2 separate regions of the Homo sapiens genome follow, and region 1 is linked to region 2. The links are chromatin loops, found by intact Hi-C in ENCODE. Cell type or tissue: K562. All regions are shown on one strand. Links, peaks and the distances in the headings refer to the core of each region. The heading gives the core; the rest is flanking DNA.

Evidence for each region. Peaks named below come from ENCODE experiments on the same cell type or tissue, not always from the same donor. Only the 100,000 strongest peaks of a DNase experiment are listed, where the experiment ranks them.
Region 1: it touches region 2 in a loop (2.5-fold over the local background); 27 of 110 quality-filtered maps call a loop at or near these places.

Annotation. Positions count from the first base shown.
Region 1 is chr21:37,082,494-37,090,834 of GRCh38, reverse strand. TTC3 (tetratricopeptide repeat domain 3) reads right to left here. Exons shown (of 46, transcript NM_001330683.2): 2 at 3,434-3,588; 3 at 2,960-3,002; 4 at 2,489-2,639; 5 at 1,949-2,036; 6 at 549-602. The coding sequence starts at 3,577. Among named protein-coding and RNA genes, the nearest start is that of TTC3, 13 kb to the right of the region's middle. In K562, for the core only: a CTCF peak has its summit at 3,514; a DNase peak (open chromatin) is centred at 3,484.
Region 2 is chr21:37,374,015-37,382,355 of GRCh38, reverse strand. The region is part of intron 1 of DYRK1A (dual specificity tyrosine phosphorylation regulated kinase 1A); the gene reads right to left. Among named protein-coding and RNA genes, the nearest start is that of DYRK1A, 11 kb to the right of the region's middle. In K562, for the core only: no CTCF peak of the experiment used is centred there; a DNase peak (open chromatin) is centred at 3,425; H3K4me3 peaks cover 482 bases.

The DNA of each region.
Region 1 (8,341 bases), core at 44-8,043, 290 kb after region 2:
GGAGATAAAGAACAAGAGGAAGATGTGGCTGGGCAAATGGGCACTCAGTGCAGTGATCTCCATGAAGGATCAAGAATTCACAGAAATGTTATTTGTACTTCTAATGTCTAAAGTAACTTCAAAAATTAAAGTTAACAATGGGCTTAAGGTAAACATAGATGTTTATGGCATCAGTATCATTAAAAATTGGTTTAACATTGAATCTGGAGATTACCTAGTAATTATATAACAAAAAATATTCATACCAGAGGCCTAATAATTTCATTTGGGGAAACATAAGCCAGGTAAATAATCTAAAAGAGAAAAAGAATCAACTTGTAAAATAGGCTCAAAATTACACTATGTACATGGGTAAAAAAAAAAAAAAGAGAGAAAATGATCCAAACCCCCAAAATGAGGAGTCTCCTTAAGGAAAATATAGAAGTCAATACTACCAAATACCACATATAGAACATTGAGTGTATGGACCCAATGCAAGGGGAAATGAGCAGTGAGATGACTGCCACTCATCCACAGTGGCTGTGCCAGTTTCAGTGTTTAACACTTACATTTTCTATTTTACAACCAATTCTCAATAAGCCTCCAATAAGGAATGAATCATTCTGAAAAATAAAAAAAGGACATATTTTTTCCTTATTCAGTCAATTCTACTTGAATTTTCTAACGGAAAAATGGCCTACATTTTAGGAACACTACTATATGTACTCAGTAGTACACTTCCGACAAGCATTTACATGACCAAGTTACCCCTTAAGATCTTAAGACAAGAATTCCAAAATAGTCTCCAATAGGGTTCTAGCAGTAAAATAACTTAGTATAATCTTTAGACATGTGAATTTTTTTTTTTTTTGAGACAGGGTCTCACTCTGTCACCCAGGCTGGAGTGCAGTGGCGCAGTCTCAGCTCACCACAACCTCCACGTCCCAGGCTCAAGCAATTCTCCTGCCTCAGCCTCCCAACTACCTGGGATTACAGGCACGTGCCACTACCACCCGGCTAATTTTTGTATTTTTAGTAGAGGTGAGGTTTCTACAGGCTCACACTGGTAATCCCAGCACTTTGAGAGGCCGAGGCGGGTGGATCATCTGAGGTCAGGAGTTCGAGACCAGCCTGGCCAACATGGTGAAACCCCGTTTCTACTAAAAATACAAAAGTTAACTGGGCATGGTGGCAGGCGCCTACAGTCCCAGCTACTCGGGAGGCTGAGGCAGGAGAATCGCTTGAATCCGGGAGGCGAAGATGGCAGTGAGCCAAGATCTCGTCACTGCACTCCAGCATGGGCGACAGAGGGTGACTCCATCTCAAAAATAATAATAATAATAAAGTTCATTGCACTTAATTTTTTTTATAAAGGTACACTGGTTTGTATGTTACTGCAAATAACTACTGCAGAAAATAAACATCAGAATGCCCTTTCTAAATTTAATAGTACCAAGAACAACACTTGACTCCATAACCAACTGAAATTTAAAAAGCTATCCAATAGCTTTCAAAAAAAAATTAAAAACCACAAAAACTCTCAACTTATCTCAATAGCATAATGAAGGACACCTCCTCAAATCTGCCCTGATAAAGTCTACCTACCCAAAGACAAAATATTTGTTGATGGTGATGTGATTTTATATCAACAGATAGAGCACATCACTTTCAGAACCTGTGGCAAAGGTTTTCATGAACCCATACCCCACTTTCTGTGACAAGTTCCAATTTCTATCCTTTAATGACAAGATGCAGTCCTGGTCCCCAGCGTAGAACCATGACATCAGCCATCTCCCTGATCTCTCAAATACTGAGCACGCACTGATGGACAGCAGATTTATCTCAGGTTAACCAAAACTAAAACCATTACCTGTTAATTGCTATAAATTAGTCATTTGAGCCTAACACCATATAAATGCTTATATTATTTAAACCAAGGGCTCGGGGGAACCTACATTCTACCACTTACAGCAACTTTCTTTGCCAAATCCACAATATCTTCCATCAACTCAAGATGTTGTAGTTTCTTCAAATTTATCTCAGAAGCACGTGAATTGCTTAAAGACAAATTTATTTTTTAAAAGATTAGATTCTCATATATACAAATTCATTGAACTTTATGCTTAGCTATATATCTCAAACCATTAAAAAATAAGTTCTCTTTTTCTTCACTCTAGGTAACAATAACTAAGCTATTTATTAAATGAACAAAATACTGTATCTTTTTCCTCTCTTCTGCACTATAACACTGATACTTATAAACACCCATGTTAATTCCTCCTGACTCAGCTTCCAGTCTACCATCTAGTACTATTCAGAATTTCACTGATTATGTTACAATTATTCATTCATATCCAAATCTCAAGTATTTGTTTTTTCCACCCTATTACACAAACGTTGAGCAGCATACAAGAATAAGACATAAGCCTTCCATTGAACTTGCATTTCTTGGTATTGGGTAACATGTTTATCACTGTCCACACAAAATGAGCAACATATAGTAACTTACTTGGCGTCCACACAGGGATGCAATCGTGATATTACGGAACTGTTTTGATGTTGAAACAGAAGTGGCCAGAAGATGTTTATTTTAATGGCATCGCAATAATCTTGCAGGACAGAAATTGGTTTACTACACCATATACTGCAGATGTCAAATTCTTAATTAAAAAAAAAGTTTAAAATTAATGTTTGTGCCTCATTTTTTTAATGAATCAACACTTAATAGTAAAAAGGCAAAAATGGATATGGAGAGGGAAGAAATGAATGAATGAAGTATTCTAGCCTGTTAAATGTTAAGAATATTTAAGTGCTGGCAAAAACTCTATTTTAACAAAGAAAAGTTCTGATTTCTAGTGAAAAACTAGTAAGAATACATTTTTAAAAGGCATATAAATCTGTTGTATTGCTATGACAGGATGGATGGACCTCCCTTTGTAGTCTTTCCATAAATTAACATTAAAAATACCAACGTACTCACCCAAATTCCTCTCACTTTGGATATAATCTTTATATTGCACACCCTAAAAAGAAGAAAATTATTTTGATTTGTGTCTAGTAAAATGTTCTTGATTTTTAATCTAAGGATTATCAGAACTAACCAAAGAACTTTCAGTGGGCATTTATTTATATGCTTCAAACACATCTTCAGCCAAAGAGTCTTAATTTGAGACCCGTTTTACAGTATTACCTGAGTTTGCTTCTATGGCTCTCCCCAAGAGCTTTTCTTATGCCCTGTCAGAAAACCACCTTTTGCCACCACTCATTCTCTGGCACTCCACAATCTTATTTTTGAGCCAGTGCTTACTTTCCCTTCTCAAATCAACTTTTCAACAGCATGTGTACCTCCCTGTCAAAACGCACGTACCACAAAAACATCTTTACTCAGATAGCCCTAAACCAGAAAACCTTCAATACACAATGTCAAAAATGAAAAATTAGCAAACCTACTTACCACCCCATCACAGTAAAGCTGAGTCACACGAACATAATCATTGCTCATAAATTCAGCAGCAAAGACACAATCATCCACGTGAGGGCAATCTTCTAACAAGGCATAATCCGCCACAGTGAAATCTCCCTCAGCAAAATTGTCCATGGTGCACAAGTCTAAGGAGACAACACAAACTCAAGTCAGTAATTAAATCATTTGAGATAACAGAAGAAAGTTTTCCTGGCTTCTATGGTATATTAGAAAAATACTTGGAACCTATGCCCAAGGAAATAACTCCTATCAGAACACTGAGCTCCGAAAGATTCTCGTCCCCATTCTGCTGACTTTTCCTCTCTCTCCAGATAATTTAATCTATTTCTTCCTTTCCTCAGGTTCACATATTCACCATCTCTACTCTAAGTTAACCTGTTTACATGTCTCCTTTAAATAGAGGATCATCAAGGGCATCTTATTTATCTTTGTATGTGCCTAGCACATGGTAAGCTCTCAAATAAGTGTTTGCTGAATGAAGAAAAGACATCTTCCTGTTGCTGCACTTGTACCCTACCTGCTTTTACTGCATTCTGTGAAATATGCCATTTCATCATACACAAACTGTTATATTCTCAATCTCCTGGCCTAACCTAAATCCTGACTCCACTGAGAACTTTCCTATCAACTGCTCATATTCTCCTATCCATCTCAGTGTGTTTCTGTCTTGGGCAAAGGAGTAGGGCTAGAGTGGTACAGGGTAAGTCTGCCAATCTCCTAACTCCCCAAGGCGGCATCCAGACCTTCCATCCTCCTATCGACTGCTGCTTCTAATGCTCTCACAACTACTGCAATACACAATCAGCACTGCTAAATCGCAAAAAGGAAAAAACCCTCACATTATCAAAAGCCATGTTTTAAAAATACGTATTTCAATGGGGGGCAAGGGGGATTGGTGGTAAAGTTTCAGACTAAGGGTTTTTTTTCCTGAAGAATCTTCAATAATAAGGATTTTTATAGTTATCAGAGAATAGCTACATAGGCCAAACATCACTGAAAAATGCACCATTTTATTACTTCTAGCTCTTGCCCATATAATGGCTTTCTTTTCCTATCATCACCAGCGCATCATAAACACTATTACTTGTACCTATCACTTCACCATTATTATCCTACTATTATTAGGATAAACCAAGTTTCTTCTTTCCAAAGCAAGAACACTACCAGTCCTTGAAGTTCAAATCTATTTATTTAATCAATCCATCTCATGATGTCCAATTTGCTGTATGAAAACTTCACAATATCACAAGTGAAGAATAATAACAATCTTCCTAGCAAACTATTTGTACTATGTGTCACATACTGTACCAAATGTTTTACATGCATTATTTCACTAATCTTCACAGCAATTCTTCTTAGCAGGCACAATTATCGTTATCTCCACTGTACAGATGGGAAAATGCTCACTTAAATCAAGTAATTTGCTCATGTCACCAAGCTAGGAAGGATTCAAATCCAGTCTTTAGTTGCCATAGCTTCTGCTCTCAAACACTCTCTTTTACTACATCTAATTTTCCTGTCATTGTCACCTATTTATCTCTTGGTTACTGTCACGTTTCAAGATCACTGGCAACTAGTTCAGTGTTTTTCTCTTTCCTCCAAATTCTATCATCATCCCAGCCACATCGAGGTCCATGCACACAATACCCTAGCCTTGTAGTTTAACAACCTCCTCAACTAACATGATCTTCACTGCCTACCTCACTAGGCTCTCCCACCCCAGGGGGACACCTCAGATCACTACCTGGGTCGAAACCAGTTCTTAAATCTTTATTAGCTCCTCTCTGACCATAGCCAAGAGTCATTACGGCTCATGTCTTCCTGATTTCCTACCACAGCCATTCTTCAACTTCATCAAGAACTCTTCATTTTTCACCCATCTGAATCCTCCATTCTCATTCACTGTCAGTTTCCTAACAATTTGGTTTCCACTTCGACCATTCAAGGGAAACTGCTTTCATTAGGATCATTAATGACCTTCCACAAAAGACTGGTTATCTATAATGTCTAGAACCTGACCTATTCTGCATGAATATTTCTAGAGTTTAAAAAATTTAACTCTAAAAGTGAACAATGACCAGAAAACATAAGATACTGGAGCACCCAAACTATAGCACATAATATGAGGTATATGCTAATCTCACTTGTCTTACAAATTTTTTTGGCATAAAATACAGAAAGAGCCAAGAACTGTCACAGCCCACACATCATGGCATCAATTACAATACAATTAATGTGCTCATACCTGGCAGACTGATACTGGTCATTCAAGCCTAGCGAATCTCACTGATAACACACACAGCACCAATTGTACTGTAATTACGACACTGGGGTATATTTTATTTTCTATTTTGTTTTGGTTTGTTTGTTTGTTTGTTTGAGACACAGTCTCACTCTGTCGCCCAGGCTGGAGTGCACTGGCACGATCTCGGCTCACTGCAACCTCCACTTCCCGGGTTCAAGCGATTCTCCTGCCTCAGCCTCCCAAGTAGCTGGGACTACAGGTGCCCACCACCACGCCCAGCTAATTTTTGTATTTTTAGTAGAGACAGGATTTCACCATATTGGCCAGGCTGGTCTTGAACTCCTGACCTTGTGATCCGCCCGCCTCGGCCTCCCAAAGTGCTGGGATTACAGGCGTGAGCCACCGCACCCGGCCTTGTATTTTGTTTTTAACTAGAGAGGCAATGTGACAAAGTGGTTAAGAACAGGGACTCTGCAGCCAAGACTCTGGGCTTGAGTCCTGGCTCTCTTGTTTCCTTGGGTGTGTGATCTTGGGCAAGTTACTTAACCTCTCTGTGCTTCCTCTGTGTTTCCTCGCATATCAAATGGGGATAACGATACTACCTACCTGATCAATCTGTTAATACATGTAAAGAGCTTAGAAGAGTACCAGGTATATGGGAAATGCTATAAATACCAGCTATCATTAACATTAATGTTAGATGAGTATTTTTAAAATCCACTGTTTGGATGCTTCCAGCTAAATAGTCTACCTTAATTGCTAAATCCAAAGAGCACTTTTCAGCTTACAACTTACTTGACGCTGTGGACCACTTCCTCCTCAGAACTCTTCATTTGGACTCCAAAGACCATCTTCTCCTGGTTTTCCTCCTATTCGTCTGGCTGCTCTTCCTCAGTTTCCTTCATGGGTTCTTCTTCTCCATTCCCCGCCACCCAATGTCAACTCTCTTTTCTTCTCACTCTTACTCTCTCCTTGGGTGAATTTATCCACCACACCCATGACTTAACACAGCACTTTCTGAACTTGCATCGTTTGCATAGCTTCACCGTGATTTTTGCCATTTCCATGTATCACATATATTTTTAGTTAATATTTCCCTTTTATTGAGCTCACTTGGCCTAAGTGATAATGTCCATGATTATCAAAGGTTAGATGTGCAAGTTATGTTTCTCATACACATTAAATTCCTATCTATTAAAATTTTTTCAAGTGTTTATCTATGTACCAGTTTAAATTATCTCATATGCACTGCAGTAAACAATGGCTTCCAAAATTCCAAATGCTGAAGACTCCCAAATCCTTCCAGGCGGGGTTGTATCTCTTGACTTCTAGACCCTACTAGAACTACTACAGGATCTTAACCAAGATGTCCCACAAGCCCCTCTGAATCAGGAAGTTCAAAAACAAACATCTTTTCCTCAAAAACAAACATATGAAATGAAGTTCTTTCCTCTTTCTGTATGCTGTTTATCAGTTAATTGTTCTACATGTCATTTTACTGCCCAAACCTAAACCCTGGGAGTCAACCTAGACTCCCCAGTCTCCTTCAATATTTCTGTCCAATGGACCACTAACTCTTGTCATTTCTGCTTCCCTAAGAAATCTAAAATTAGCACACATATACTTCTTCATGCCCAGTGCCACTGCCTTCACTGTTTCTCCTCTGAACTAATTTAACAAGCAGTCTCCTAACTGGTCAGACTTGCCTTCAATCTTGGCATCCTCTAAAACTCTGATCATATCACTTTACTGCTTAAAACCATGCAACAGCTTCCCTTCAGCTTGAGAATAAAGTCCAACTTCCCTAATATAAGCATAGAAGACCTTTTGTGATCTTGCTCCTGCTTTTATCCCCAGTCACTCCACAACACACAACCTAGAAGCCAGTCATACCCAACTGCTTGTCCTTCCTAAACAAAACTTATTCTGCAACCACCTAATGTCTATTAGTTCTTAATACTCAATTTCAGGAAGCATTTCCTGATCTTCCCACTACCATCAAGTTGATTTTTGCACCTCTTCTCTGTAAACAAGAGCACCCTGCCCATGTCTCTGACAGCAGTTTTCACATTGTTTGACCATCACAGGTTTATCTCTGCAGGGTCACTATGGATCCAGAGGATATATTGTGCAATCCATTTGCCATCTGTACTGCTATTTACTTAATACTTTTCTTTAGGATAACTCAAATCTTAACTTAGATGTAAACTAGTTTTAATGGAAATGTTGGTATCACCAAGAAAGCTTGCTTGGTACCATAAAATTTTTTATAATACAATCAAACAAAAATATACTACTAAAATTAAATATTAAAATAAAGAGCTTCTGATCCCATCAGTTATGGTCAACTATACACTCTGGGGGAATGTACTGTTGGGAGGAAAAAGGTATATCCTAGATTAAAAAAAAAAACACTTTTTGGATGTTTTTGCTGAGCTCATAGAAATAGGGGAACATGTGAAGGCACCCTCTCCACGCAAAAGCAACAAACCTTGAGCTAGAAATTAAACCTGGCTACAGTTTAGTGCTACAAGTAGTGGTGCCAAGAGCAGTAATAGGATCAGGACACTGAGCCCTGGGCCAGAAGCAAAATGTAGGAACTCAAAAGTGATGCCAGCTAAACTTTCTGGCTC
Region 2 (8,341 bases), core at 11-8,010:
TAGGCACAGTGGCTTACGCTTCATGAGGCTGAGGCAGGAGGATCACTTGAGCCCAGGAGTTTGGACCAGCCTGGGCAACAAAGTGAGATCCCCGTAAAAGTGAGATCACTATAAAAAAAAATTTAATTTTTTTTTTTAAAAAAAAAAAGAAAGCAAGCTTCATGAGGGCAGGAACCATGAATATCCATCTGATTCACTATTATGTCCCAAGAGCTTAGCATGGAGCCAGGCACAAAGAGACCTGCAGGAATTATGTGATGATTTGCTTTTCCAAATATTTACTACAGAAATTAGTCACTGAAAAAGGTTATAAAACTATATTCAAACATATCCCTTTATAAGCTTTAAGAAAGCTCATTCAGCTGACAAGATCAACAGCTTCAATTTTCTAACTACACGACTCATTCTTTTGAAAACTTGTCCATACTACAAACTTTTCCTCATTCTTGTTCTGTTGTCCAAACTTGAAGTTAAAGCCAAAAAGAATCCAAATGAACTATTCTGTCAGTCTTTAAACAAATAATCAAAGCTACAGGGATTTTTGTTGTTGTTTTTGTTTTTGAGTCAGGGTATCACTCAAAGTGTACTCACTCAGGCTGGAGTACACTGGCACAAACACAGCTCACTGCACCCTCAACCTCCCAGAATCAAGCGATCCTCCTGCCTCAGGCTCCCGAGTAGCTGGACTGCGGACCACCACACCTGGCTATAGCACTTATATTCGATATGCACCTGAAAGCTACTACAAATGCCAGAGCTACATTCCAGATATAACTGCTGAATGAACTTCACTGTGTCGGCTAGAAGAGTGAAGAATATCCTGATCCAGGCTGATCCCTCTCCACAACTTACACCTGCTCCAAACAACCACTAAGGACTGTCCCCATTTCAGTAAACTACTACAATTATACACTCCTTTAATACAGAAGACAGAATCTTTCCACTCCACATTTCCAGTATCTAATTCTCAATACATAGTAGGCATTTCATGTGCATTTGTTGAATTATTCCACGAATAATTTTCTTTCTCCTGACTACATAGAACTTTCTAATCCTATCTTTAAAAAACTTCATCTTTTCCTTTTTCCTCAAAGCTCTCATATTTCCTGCTAATCTCTTAGTCCAACAAACATCTTCCTACTGTAGGTTTTTGGTCCTTGAGACCAACTAGTAAAGACCAAAGCATGTAGTTCACTGATTCATTCAACAAATGTTTATTTAGTGTTTACTATGTGCCAAGCACCCTGCCAACCACTGAGATTGCAAGAGAGAGCAAAACACTACTGGTCCTCATCTCTGGAGGGCATTAATCAAATAAGCACTAAAAAATTATCAACTGTAATAAGCGTTATGAAGGAAGAGTACAAGGACACATGAGATTTTTAAAACGAAGAGCGCATAGAAGGGATAGAAGAGCTGATAGAAGTGATGATCCCAAGCCAAGGAAGCAGCATATGCAAAGACTAGGAGCCGGTACAGTCACATGATCCAGAGACTGGTGAGAAGAGGCAGTGAGCCAGCTGGAGCCAGATCATCCAGGTGGCAGGGCTTGCAGATCCTGTGACTAGCGTGGTCTCTACCCCAAAAGTCATAATAAATCATCAAATAATTGTGTAGGTTTTTTTTTTTTAGGAGAGACAATTCTTGTTCATCTATTTGCTTAAATCCCTCTTCCATTTCTGCTCACTCAAGTGAACTTTCCTTATTCTTTGACCTTCCCTATAGGCCCACATCCTTTACTTTGCATGTCTGTATCTTTGTCTTATTCAGCAAACAGCCTTCCTACAAACTGTCTCCCGTGAATCTTAAAACGCCTGGCTTCTCCCTTTGCATAGCTGTCTCTAATATTGCTGAGTAACTGTGGGCCTTCAGGCCAATTCCTAGGTAAATTTACCTAGCTTTACTGATGTTTTAAATTGTACTACAGAACCACAACAACGAAATACAAAAAAAAAAAATTAAACTGTAAAATACTCAATGAGATCCTATAGGATCTTACCATTGTTGTTTCAACAAACTTTTACAAAACAATCTTTTATATCACAGAAGCAATGTCTCTCAATAACGAACATTTGATGTAAAGATAAAGTAAAAAACACCACTGTGGTAACAGTTGTTTTTTTCGAGGGAAAATAACCAAATCAGAATAAATTTTTCAACAGACAGTATTTGTCTTAAGGGCTAGAGTCCTATTTTTATCCAAACAAACTTTTAAGTCAAAATTAACTGTTAAAAGGACTCTAAAATGAAACAAAAATTTTTTGACCTTCAAAAAGCAACATCAAAAATTATTCCATTTTATAGACTCTATGTTCGCTTTAAGGAAAATTTAATTTGTATCTATTCTAGACTAAGTCCTTAGGCCTACTCAAGAACTATTAAAGATTCCCCCAGCCAGAACGTAACATCCGTGATAGCAGGGACAGGAGTGGCCTTTGTTTCAGCACTGATTCCCAGGCCCCAGGTTTTTCTATATTTGGCACCAGCAGGTGCTCAATAAATAGTTCTATCACTCCACAAGATAAATGCTTTTTAAATAACCAGTCTTCCAATTAGGATACATGAAAAAATAAAGAGAATATGAGATTTTTTTCAGGCAAATACTAAGATGCTCAGAAAAAATGAAACTGCTCACATGCTCAGCTACTCTCCATTTTCCAAACCATGAATTATGATACAACCTTTTCCTTTACAGATTCACAGCTTCAAACATTGCCCTCTCCCACTGCCCTATTTTTTAGCTCATATTTAATGGTGCTGCAAATTATTTCCACCTGTCCCTAATGTAAGGTCTGAACTACAATAATAATTCTATCTTCAGTTCCTCAACAGTTCCTTCAGGTCCTCAGTAGGACATATTCTCCATGTCCCACTAAAACCTAATCACTGCATTCCTAGAACCTTTTAGTATACTGCCAACAAAGCTTAATACTCTTTTTCCTATCTCCAAAAACTTGGCCATGTTGCTGTTTGAATCCAGAAATACTCACTTTGGTCTGTTGGAAATTAAAGTATAATTAAGAATATTTTTAAGGTTTTCCCATCTGTCTTCCACTTTTCACCTCTTCGTATTCCCTCATGCCTATACATTACATCTAGAATGGTCCTGCCTTCCAAACCCTCCTTCTTACAGTGTCACCTCCCTCCAACCCACAGATCTGTCCTAATCCCTGCTGAAAAACCCTCAATCGCCCCAAATTCATATCTTTATAATATTAAGACTCAACCCCACTCTCATGTCCACAAGTGTCCCCTTCACTCCCTGAGCATACCAAACTCACTCTCCCTCCCTCTCTCCCTCATCTGATGCTCCAGGGATATGACTCTGTCATTCTTCAAAGTCACCTTCATTTCCCACCACCACCCATTGCCCACATGACTTCCTCCAATAGACTGTCAAGTCCTCAGGTTCCACCATAAAAAGCCCATCCATCCACTCTTCAAGATCGAGACCCAGTCCCATCTCCACAATGCACACTCGAATCCCCATAATTGTCTTACTTCCTGTGCTCTTCTAGCTCTCCACATGTCAACCCCTCTAACTGTTAACGGCCATGGTCTTATCTGTGTTCAAGTTTTCCTGTATTGACACACCTATCTCAACATTAAAAGCAGATGTAACCAAACCTTATTCACTTTTATAATCAAAAGCTTCTACCACGACTCATATCTCATACAGAGGACATGCAAATGTTCACTCAATTGAAGAAGAACAAGAGCCCCCTTTTCTGTAGGCATTTACAATTTATCAAAACATCAGTTATTCAATCAACAGAGTAACGAAATAAAGGGAACCCAAAAAATACTTTTGTTTTGTTTTTCGAGATGGAGTTTCGCTCTTGTTGCCCAGGCTGGAGTGCAATGGCGTGATCTCCGGCTCACCACCACGTCCGCCTCCCAGGTTCAAGCAATTCTCCTGCCTCAGCCTCCCCAGTAGCTGGGATTACAGGCATGTACCACCACACCCGGCTGATTTTGTATTTTTAGTAGAGACAGGGTTTCTCCATGTCGGTCAGGGTCGTCTCAAACTCCCAACCTCAGGTGATCAGCCCACCTCGGCCTCCCAAATTGCTGGGATTACAGGTGTGAGAAACCATGCCTGGCCCCCAGGAAATACTTTAACTATAACATACATCTGATGAAGAATGAATTATTTTGTTATTTAAAATAAAAATCTTATAGTACAACTTAAGGTGTTCAAACTCAGTCATAATTAAAGAAATGCAAATCCAAACAACTAGACATCATTATTCACCTATTACATTCACAAAAATCTAAGGTAACAACAGTGTTGGTGAGATTTGAGAAACTATACACTCTCAGACACTGCTGGTGAAAGCATAAACTACTGCTACTTTTCTGGAAGACAATATGGCAACATATATTCAAATATCCATATACCTGGTGAACCAGCCACTTTCCTTATAAATAGACATCCTATGGCCAATACTCACAGAACACAACTATACATGCAAGGAAGTACGCACCAGCATTGTTTAAAAGAGCAAAAATATGAACTTAAATGTCCTTTAATGCAGTCTGACTAAACAGAGGTACAACCATAGAACAGAATACTTTCCGACCATTAAGAACAATAGAGGCTGGGCAGTGTCTCACAGCTGCACTGTGAGAGGACAAGACAGGAGGATCACTGAGGCCAGGAGTTCAAGACCAGCCTAGGCAACATAGCAAGACTATGTCTCAACAAAAAATTTAAAAATTAGCTGGGTGTGGTGGTGTACACCTATAATCTCAGCTACTCAGGAGGCTAAGGTGAGAGGATCGCTTGAACCCAGGAGGTCAAGGCTGCAGTGAACTATGATCATGCCACTGCACTTCAGCCTCAGTGACAGCGAGACTCTGTCCCAAATTTTAAAAAATGGGAGCTCTGTGAGCTGACATGGAAATATTTCTAACATAGGTCAAGTAAAAAAAAATGCGGGGCACGGTGGCTCAAGCCTGTAATCCCAGCACTTTGGGAGGCCGAGGTAAGCGGATCACGAGGTCAGGAGATGGAGACCACCCTGACTAACATGGTGAAACCCCATCTCTACTAAAAATACGAAAAATTAGCCGGGCGTGGTGGCAGGGGCCTGTAGTCCCAGCTACTCGGGAGGCTGAGATAGGAGAATGGCGTAAACCCAGGAGGCGGAGCTTGCAGTGAGCCGAGATTGCGCCACTGCACTCCAGCCTTGGGGAAAGAGCGAGACTCCGTCTCAAAAACTAACTAAATAAATAAAAAGCTTAAGTTGCAAAACTGTGTGTTTAGTATGTCTGATCCCATTTGGTTTGGATTTTAAATACACAGACACTGTGTACATACACACACACACACCTGTCTATGCACTTAAAAATAATGGAATCATACATAGTTTTCTAACACAATACATACTAAAAGTATAATATATATAATTGTGTGTGTATATATACACATGCATACATTTCTGGTAGGAAAAACTGAACAGTTATTATTATGGAACATGAGAAGGGGGAAATGATCTGCTATCATTCCACAGAGCTTGTTTTTTTAAACTATATACTACTTGTGGATCTCTTTAAAAACTAGAATATCCTAGATGATCAGAACCGTACCTTATATGTTTGATAACACTGCTCAAATACGGGCCCTAACAAATAAGACAGTAAGAAAACAGGGACACTCCCTCTAGTCCAGTAGTTAATCAAGCGCAGGGTCCTAGGCAGAATTACCCACAGTGCCATTACCAACACTCTCAGTGATAGGAAGCCATCGAAGCAAGCTAACACTACCAACCTCTGGCCACCAGAGAATACTCACATGAACCTTCCCATGACCATACCACAAGGTGATATTTCTTAAACATACCCTTAAAAAAAAAATTGAGACGAAGTCTCACTCTGTCGCAGTGGCACGATCTCAGCCCACTGCAACGTCCGCTTCCAGGGTTCCAACAATTATCCTGCCTCTGCCTCCCAAGTACCTGGGACTACAGACACTCACTACTGCACCTGGCTAATTTCTGTATCTGTAGTAGAGATGGGGGTTTCACCATTTTAGCCAGGCTGGTCTCGAACTCCTGACCTCGTGATCCACTCGCCTTGGCCTCCCAAAGTGCTGCGATTACAGGCATGAGCCACTGCGCCTGGCCTAAACATACCCTTCATTTTTCTCAGTAAAGGGCACATGGACTGTGTTCTTCCCTCCTTTCCAAAACATTCTTAGTGCAGGCATCATTCTGATTTCTGGACTGACACCTGCACTAAGCAGCTGTTCTCCCCTTTGACCACTCCCAGTGGAACTCCTCCCAGCACTCAGACTCTCTCTTCTCTCTGCCAAGCCATTCTGTCATTCTGTTCTTCATCTCCTCGTCTGCTTGTGGGGCCTGCGGTTTCAGGTTTATATTGGTATAGGAAGAGGGGGGCTTGGCGGGCCAAAAGGCAACTTTTGGGTGCAAAAACAGGCATGCCTGTTCCAATTTAGGGCTATGGGTTTTCAGGCTAGATCTAATAATAATAACTGATACAAATAAAGTGTTAACCTCATAACAGGTAAAGAATATTCCTCCAGGGCTGGGTGTGGTGGCTCACACCTATAATCTCAACACTTCGGGAGGCCAAGGTCAGGAGTTGGAGACCAGTCTGACCAACATAGTGAAATCCCGTCTCTACTAAAAATAACAAAAAATTAGTCGGGTATGTGACAGGCACCTGTAATTCCAGCTACTCGGGAGGCTGAGGCAGGAGAATTGCTGGAACCCGGAAGGCGGAGGTTGCAGTGAGCCGAAATTGTGCCACTGCACTCCAGCCTGGGTGACAAAAGTGAAACTCCATCTCAAAAAAAAAAAAAAAAAAAAAAAGTAATATTCCTCTAGGAATATTCTAATTTTAAAATTTTAAACTAGAGAATTCCAGATTTTATCTTAATCTAATGAAATGAATTCCAACAGTGAAAATTACAAGCAACCTAAAAGGAAAGTAGTAATTTGAGGACAAGAACTACCTTTGTTCCTTCTAATCATGTCAAGTAAGTAGCTGCCTATACATCTATTCTAATGCTGTATATACATTGCCCACAATAGTGCTGATACTAACAAAACCTTACTTAAAACCTTCAGCTTTTCACCTTTAAATATTCACTTAACCTTTAAACATTCACTTGAGTATTTAAATATTCACATTATTTTTCTATAGGGCAAAAAGGACAACTGGGCCAACCATTCACTAGACATAAGCTCCCACATTAAAAGCCACATACTTACTTTAAGATGATAACTATTCCTATAAAATCCCACTGCACTCTGTACACCTTGTCCTTTATTCCCTCTTCTGTAGAAAGAACAAAGAACGAAGAGTCAGGAAAAACAATGCTAGTCCCAGGCCTGCTTATTCTGAGGCACTGATTAGTCACTCAGCTTCTCTGCACCCACTTCCTTCTCTAATATGTGAGAAATGAACTTTATTGGTGTTTCTCAAAATGTTCCTACTGCATCAGGATTACCTGGAGTCCTTAAGAAAACAGATTCCAGCTAGGCCCAGTGGCTCAAGCCTGTAATCCCAGCACTTTGGGAGGCCAAGGCAGGCGGATCACGAGGTCAGGAGATTGAGACCATCCTGGCTAACACAGTGAAACCCCGTCTCTACTAAAAATACAAAAAAATTAGCCAGGCGTGGTGACAGGCGCCTGTGGTCCCAGCTACTTGGGAGGCTGAGGCACAAGAATGGCGTGAACCCAGGAGGCGGAGCTTGCAGTAAACCGAGATCGCACCACTGTACTCCAGCCTGGGCGACAGAGCGAGACTCTGTCTCAAAAAAAAAGAAAGCAGATTCCAGAGCATCACTCTAAACCTACAGAAAGAGAGGCATCTGAGCTTGGAAATCTCTTAACTTTGACAAGTTCTCCAGAAGACTGTTTGGGAACCATTAGTTTTCCCAAGTCTGTACTAGAGCTAATAATATTTCATAGTTTAAGGGAATCTTAGATATTTATATTTCTCTTTTTTCAAATCCACAGGAATTCAAGAGGAACATACTAGATAGTAAATGTACGTTTAAATATCTCTGCTATCATCCTTCTTGCAGTGTTCGGTGACTCAAATCTTTATGACATCCTGACAACATGCGAGTGTTATTGTAGCATTGTTTGCTGAGGGTATGAGCAAGAAGACATTCAGTTGGTCCAGTGGACTATTAACACTAAATGCAAAAGCTCAGATTTCAAATATTGCTTACGTGATACAAGCACAGCAATCAAGAACCATGTTTCTATCAGAAAATAAAGCGTCAGTAAAATAACTGTTATTAGACCCAAAATCCCTTCACTACTAAAAGTATAGCTACATTTTTCTAATCTGACCACTTACTT